2 separate regions of the Homo sapiens genome follow, and region 1 is linked to region 2. The links are chromatin contacts, found by Hi-C or POLR2A ChIA-PET in ENCODE. All regions are on one chromosome and are shown on one strand. Each heading gives the region's core, a stretch centred on a gene start or an enhancer-like site at or near the end of the contact. The rest is flanking DNA. Distances are from core to core; before and after follow the strand shown.

Evidence for each region. Hi-C counts contacts between places; a loop is a spot of excess contacts on that map. ChIA-PET counts read pairs that join two places held with the same protein, here RNA polymerase II (POLR2A). Pooled maps may share reads with other maps.
Region 1: a loop to region 2 is called in a map of PC-9, with 10 times the contacts of the local background. The contact joins two enhancer-like sites. A Hi-C loop is called at or near these places in 9 of 168 maps with a recorded cell type or tissue (IMR-90, PC-9, ascending aorta and 5 more), 1 of 37 single-sample maps with no recorded cell type and 11 of 50 pooled maps. POLR2A ChIA-PET finds 5 or more read pairs at or near these places in 2 of 52 experiments (MCF 10A and PC-9).

Annotation. Positions count from the first base shown.
Region 1 is chr10:29,810,171-29,813,434 of GRCh38, forward strand. No RefSeq gene overlaps it. Among named protein-coding and RNA genes, the nearest start is that of SVIL, 180 kb to the left of the region's middle. Within about 2 kb of position 1,986, at least 20 of the 41 ENCODE cell types and tissues checked have a DNase peak (open chromatin) inside an H3K27ac peak, as active enhancers do; they include PC-9, ascending aorta, gastrocnemius medialis and 2 more, where a contact is called at or near this core.
Region 2 is chr10:29,956,362-29,959,482 of GRCh38, forward strand. No RefSeq gene overlaps it. Among named protein-coding and RNA genes, the nearest start is that of JCAD, 100 kb to the right of the region's middle. Within about 2 kb of position 1,655, at least 11 of the 41 ENCODE cell types and tissues checked have a DNase peak (open chromatin) inside an H3K27ac peak, as active enhancers do; they include PC-9, ascending aorta, gastrocnemius medialis and 2 more, where a contact is called at or near this core.

The sequences.
Region 1 (3,264 bases), core at 736-3,235, 150 kb before region 2:
TGGGGGATAAAGACTATCTCTCAAATGATGATGATGATGATGATTGATATGGTTAGGCTTTGTGTCTCCACCCAAATCTCATCTTGAGTTATAATCCTTGAATTATAATTGTAATCCCCAAGTGTCAAGGGAGACACCAGGTGAAGGTAATTGGATCACAGGGGCGGTTTCTCCCATGCTCTTCTTGTGATAGTGAGTGAGTTCTCGGGAGATCTGATGGTTTTATAAGGGACTTTCCCCCACTTTTCTCAGCACTTCTTCTTCCTGCCACCTTGTGAAGAAGGCGCCTTGCTTCCCCTTCACCTTCTGCCATGATTGTAAGTTTCCTGAGTCCTCCCCAGCCATGCTAAACTGTGAGTCAATTAAACCTCTTTCCTTTATGAATTACCCAGTCTCAGGTATTTCCTGATAGCAATGTAAGAAGAGACTAATACAATGATGAACTCATGGTTTTTATGTCCTCAGTGTGTTTCAGTCAACTGCATTCACAATCCTTTTCATGTTTACAGTGTTTCTTCTTTGACCCATGGGGGTCCTTTCATGTTGGTGTCTGTGTCGGTTTCACACGACCCGTCAGTCTCCAGTGGCTTCCTTGCTTCACGGCCCAACAAGATGTCTCAGCTCCTCTTGTATTTTTTTTCCTAGACTTGAAAGCAGTCATTCCTTCCAAGAGCCCTGATTGCTTCTACTAGGCCTGTTGATTATATTTTAAAATATGAAGTACGTGTCTCTTTATGTGCATCAGCATTGACCTGAAAGGTGACACCTATGTCTACAACTCCACTCCAAAGCCTCCTACATGGTGGCTGTCTCCACTTCATCCCAAAGATCTGGAATGAATGAGGTTCTGTGGTCCCCTTATAAAGCCTCTTGCATTCCAAATGTGTAAATGATTTTATTCTTAGTATTTCCCTAACACAGCTGTGAGTCTGAGAACTGACAGATGCAGTGAGATGTAAACCAAGGCACGAGCTAGTCAAAGAGAGATGTGGGAGTGCAAGCTCACAGGGCACAGAGGCCAAGGAGCAGTGAGACTCATGGGCAAGGATCAAAATGTGGATGTCAGCCCTGAAAGACTGTCCCCTTTTCTCTGGGAATGTCACCCTCTTAGAGGAGAACACAGCTTCTAGAAGGATTCTCAGCAGAGAGAGAGGAGGGGATCCCCTGGCTAAGATCAGCTGAGAACACCCACACCATCAATGTGGGGACAGACACCACAGACAGGTCCCCTGATGTCTGTGACTTCAATCTCCTGCCCTTTGGAAAGACAGATGAACTGGTTCAATGAATGAACCAGGAAATGTTCACGCCAAGTTCCCCTGAATGTGAGCAAGAAGAAATCCGTACAAACTATAAATGTCAATAAACCAATTGCCAATGGAGTTTTTGAATCAATGAATACTAGGAATCCAGGGAAGCAGAGCTCTTCTGAGATGCGACATGGACTTTCTAGATGGGTAAGGGAAGATGAAGGTTTGATTTCACCGTTCAGACCCTCACTCAGCACAGCAGATTACCTTTCACGCAACTTTCATCTCTTTTTCTCCTCATCTTCCCATTGGGATGGAAAGAATCCTCCACTATGCAGCTGGGTACTAGTGTAGACTGAGGATTGAGCATCTAGCTAAATTTAAGCTCTGGGCTGTCGTCCATGTGCTGAGCAATGCTGTTCAATTAGCAGATCTTTCCTTTGTAAACCATGTGGTTGACTGCACAGTTTGTTTGAGTCTCTGCCAACAAAATAATTTTTATACGGGCTGTCACTGCTCAGTGTTCTGCAAGTCATTCCTCTTGCTTAAGACCATACAAGGTTAGAGTTTTGTCTACTTCTTTTCAAGGTTCAGCTAACTTACTGCTGCAGGATTTCACAGACAATTCAAAGGAACCCAGAGTTCTGATGTTCCCAGGAGAAGAAACGTGGGGAAATAAAACCCCTGGTTGACGTGCAGAAGAGACAAACAGTGAGAATCTCTGTGAGTTTACTCAGGTGGGCTTTACAACATACTTTGCTCCAAAATCCTGTGTTCAGGCCAAGCCCTGATATTTTAAACAGACAGAAAGTTGGCTGGGAGCCTCCCTGAATGACTGTGCTGCTGATGTCATTTTACACCTGCCACAACCATCTATCTTCTGAGGGTGCAAAAACAAGTCTGAGATGGCTTTGAAGATAAGCACATTCAGGGCGTGCTGACTTGCAAGCAGTGTGTGTGTGTGTGATCATGATGCCACAGAGGTGGGGAGGGATGTGTGGAAACCTAGGGAGAAAACAGCACCTAGAAAAGTTCCCTGGGTGGGGGTAGGATGAATTTCGAGCATCACTCGAGCAGTTTTGTTTCTGCGACCTGTATCTGTCTCTTTTCTCCTTCCCTTCTGGGTCCCCCTTCATCAAAATAAATGCCCAAATGTGAGCACTGGCAGGGTGGAATAGGTTATAACTGGTCAAATGTCAGAGCTGAAGTCACTGCAGAGATAGCAATGATAGCCAGGGTGGCACAGACCTTACCTCGGGGGTATCTTTTTTTGTTTTGTTTGTTTTTTGAGACGGAATTTTTTTCTCTCGTTGCCCAGGCTGGAGTGCAATGGTGCGATCTCAGCTCACTGCAACCTCTGCCTCCTGGGTTCAAGCGGTTCTCCTGTCTCAGCCTCCTGAGTAGCTGGAATTATAGGCACATGACACCACGCCCAGCTAATTTTTTTATTTTTATATTTTTTAATTTTTTTTAGTAGAGACGGAGTTTCATCATATTGGTCAGGCTGGTCTCAAACTCTTGACCTCAGGTGATCCACCCACCTTGGCTTCCCAAAGCGCTGGGATTACAGGCATGAGCCACCACGCCAGGCCTTGGGGGTCTCTTTAGGGAGAGGCCCCATCCCCTCCTTTGTCCAGTCGGGAATATAATACTTTTGAAGATTACTGGGAAAGGGTTTTTGTTTTGAAAGCAGAAGATGCACATTCAGCCGGCAAAAAGCCTCCACTCCTGAACTGATAAGAAGAAGGTATGAAAATCTTGAGAAAAACAGCTGTCAGGAGACTTCACAGTTAGACTTTTTGCCCTACCTTTGTCCTCCTGCAAGAGGTAAGTTCTAGCCGTGGCAGCCTTCACAATCGTCTTGCATCGCAAATGCTCAAATTGCCATTGACATCTATTATCCAAGCTCTTGGTAGGTCTCAGGGGCCCAGGGAAACATGAAAGGAAGGAGAGACTGAGGCTTGCTTCCAACACCCCCAGAGCATCAGGTGGGGTGAGGTCATGAGGCCCAGCA
Region 2 (3,121 bases), core at 405-2,904:
GTTGTAAAGCTTGAGCCATTATGATTCCTCCTCCCATACTGGGGGAGGAGTGGCCGTACTCAATGACCAAAGGGGTGTGCACAATGTGCCCCTGACCCTGTGCTCCAGTCCTGCCTCTGCTTGCAGGGGTTCAGCCCTCTTCCACGTCATCTGGTCAAATTCCATTCCAACGGGACAGGGCCTTATCAAACATCTACTGTGGTTTATACACTAACCCAGGCATTGGAAAAAAGGACAATGGTGATTGTGAAAGGGAGTGGCCCATAGGAGACATTTTGTTCTGGGAAGTCTTCTCAGATAACCACACTACGACCATCCTTTGCCCCGTCTTCTCTAAACTCCTGAAATGCAGGCTGTGTGCCACACACCTTGGAACATGGCCACGCATGGACTCACATGGCTTACTCTAGTTGTCTAAATGGCAGTGCTGTCTTCCTCAACAGTTTCCAACTATGCTCCTCTGGGCAGGGATTTTTTTTTTCAAGAGACAGGATCTGGCTCTGTTGTCCTGGCTGGGGTGCAGTGGCATGATCATAGCTCACTGCAGCCTAGACCTCCTAGGCTTAAGCAATCCTCTCGCCTCAACTTCCCAAGTAGCTGGGACTACAGGTGTGTGCCACCATGCCCAGCTAAGTTTTAAAAAATTTTGTAGAGAATCGGGTCTTACTATGTACCCAGGCTGGTCTCAAACTCTTGGCCTCAACTGATCCTCCCCCTTCGGCCTCCCAAAGCACTGGAATTACAGGCATCATATCTTAAACAAGCAAACAAAAGATTTTCAATTTGAAAACAGTTACAAAATAATAGTTTAAGTAACTTTTAGTAATATAGTCGTTTATATTTATTATAGAACATTATTAAAATGAGGATAAACCAAAAATAGAGACAAAGAAAGAAGAAAAGAAATCATCTAGAATTCTTCTATCCAAATACAATCATTGCTAGCATTTTGGTGTCCCTCTTTAGAGGCTGAAATAGTCCCATCTTACGCTTTTGGTCTCCCTCACAGCATCTCACACAGGCCTGAGGCTTGGAAGACACTCAGTGGCTGACTGCTTTAATGAAGGCTCTGCTGCCAGCCTGCTCACCACGGTTCCTGTTTTTCACCCTATGCAGAAAGTGCAGTATATTGTAGCAGCGAAACCTCTTTTCTCCAGTCTGCCTTTATTAGGGCTCCATTCACTCCTCCTCTTGGGCTTCCTGCCTTCCCTGTCTCACAGCTTCGGGGAAAGGGCCCACTGAAAACTCCCCCTAGCACAGAACAGGGCAAGGCCTGCCATCCCTTCCAGCAGATATTAAGACTGGAAATGCGCAGGCGCTTAGGTTTGATCTACACGCGAATACCTGGGCTTGTTGAATAATAGGAAAATATTTTGTTCAAATTGGAAACTTCTCTTTTGAATGCCTGGGAACCTCTGGGATGACACTGCAGGAGTTGTATCCTAGGGACCGATTGCTCTTCATCTTTGCCACACCTGGGCCCCTTTGTTCCCACCTCTGATGCTAAGACCTGCCCTCTCTTGTTGCCTTATTTGCCTGGCCCTTTTAGTCTCATCACTCTCAGGGAAGGCTGGTATTGTTGCTTGGTGTCCTGCCAGGGTCACAGTCCCCTAGGGAGGCCAGGGTCAGGCAGGGTTCAGCCACTCTGAAAGCCGCAGGGCAATGGCCCATGGCAGCCTGGCAGGGGCCCAAGACCTGGTCTCAGGGGAATGTCTCCTGCCTTCAGCCTTTCAAAAAGGAAAATTCTCTCTCACTTTGTGAAAAACAGTTGTCAAAACCAGTTGGTGGTATTTGCCAACTAATTCCTCGGGCTCAGTAATCCATCTTGCAGGAGGTGAACACAGCCCAAGGTATTTGCAAGGGGAAAAGATCAGCGAAAGAACGAGCACTCTTTGATTGTGCAACCCACACAGTTTGGATGGCTTTTGAGTCCTTTCTGGAAGCACCCTAGAGACAATTCTTAGAAGCAGCACACTCAAATAAGGGATTTAGACTTTTGCCAGTGACATCGTCTGCCTAGGTGCTTTTAGTATAAAATGAGCTGTGCATTTGGACACAACTTTTTCTCAGTAAACACATGGAAATGAAGAAGGCGAAATAGTATTGAGAGCAAAGGAAAAGGTGATGGTTATTCTAGACTCAATAAAGACATGCACAAATGTTTACTGAGCAGCTACTATGTGCTAAGCCTTGCTTAGATTACACCTTGGGAGGAAAAAGGAGACAGATAAGACCATCTCTGGCTATCATAATATTCATGTTGTCATATCAGAAAGAATGCATTCACATTTTATGATGCGGTTACACAATTCACTCAAAAAGCCTAAGATTCTGCTTTCTAGCCTGATGCCACAGCACCTGCCTGCCTGTCAGACCATGCGGGCTCCACCCATTCTGCTTCGCTTCCCTCTCAGCACCTCTGTGCTCTCACTGGGGCCTCCCCAAAGCCTCTTTTCTCAGCACTTTGGGGCCCCAGTCCTCCCCATCTTGCTTCGACCTTGTGGTGTTGGAAAGGGGCCCTGGATTTAAAAGATTCAGATTAGAATTCCGTATGCATCACATGTTTCTTGTGTGTCTCCACACAACTTGAATTCTCCGACTCTCAGTGCTATAGACTGAATGTTTGTGTTTCCTCAAAATTCATATGTTGAATCCTACCCCACAGTATGATGGTATTTGGAGGTGGGACCTGGGGGAGGTGATTAGGTCATGTGGGTGGGGCCTTCATGAATGGGTTTAGTGCCCTTATAAAAGTGGCCCCAGAGTACTCCCTGGCCCCTTCTGCCATGTGAAGATACAGCAAGAAAACGGCTGTCTATCAACCAGGAAGAGGCCCTCACCAGAATCCGCCACACTGACACCCTGATCTCAGGATTCCAGCCTCCAGAACTGCGAGAAATAAATTTCTGTTGTTAATAAGCCACCTAGTCTATGACATTCCATTATAGCCTCCCTGGCAGATGAAGACGCTCAGTCTCCCAGTTTGTCAAACAAGGTCTGTACTATCGGCTTGCTGGGGTAGTTAAGTCAGGATTCACCAGCAATGTGTCTGGCCTGGGTACCCCATCAACCGTGAGTTCCTTCCCTCTTCTCTAGTGTTCAAGGCCCCTGTATAGAATAG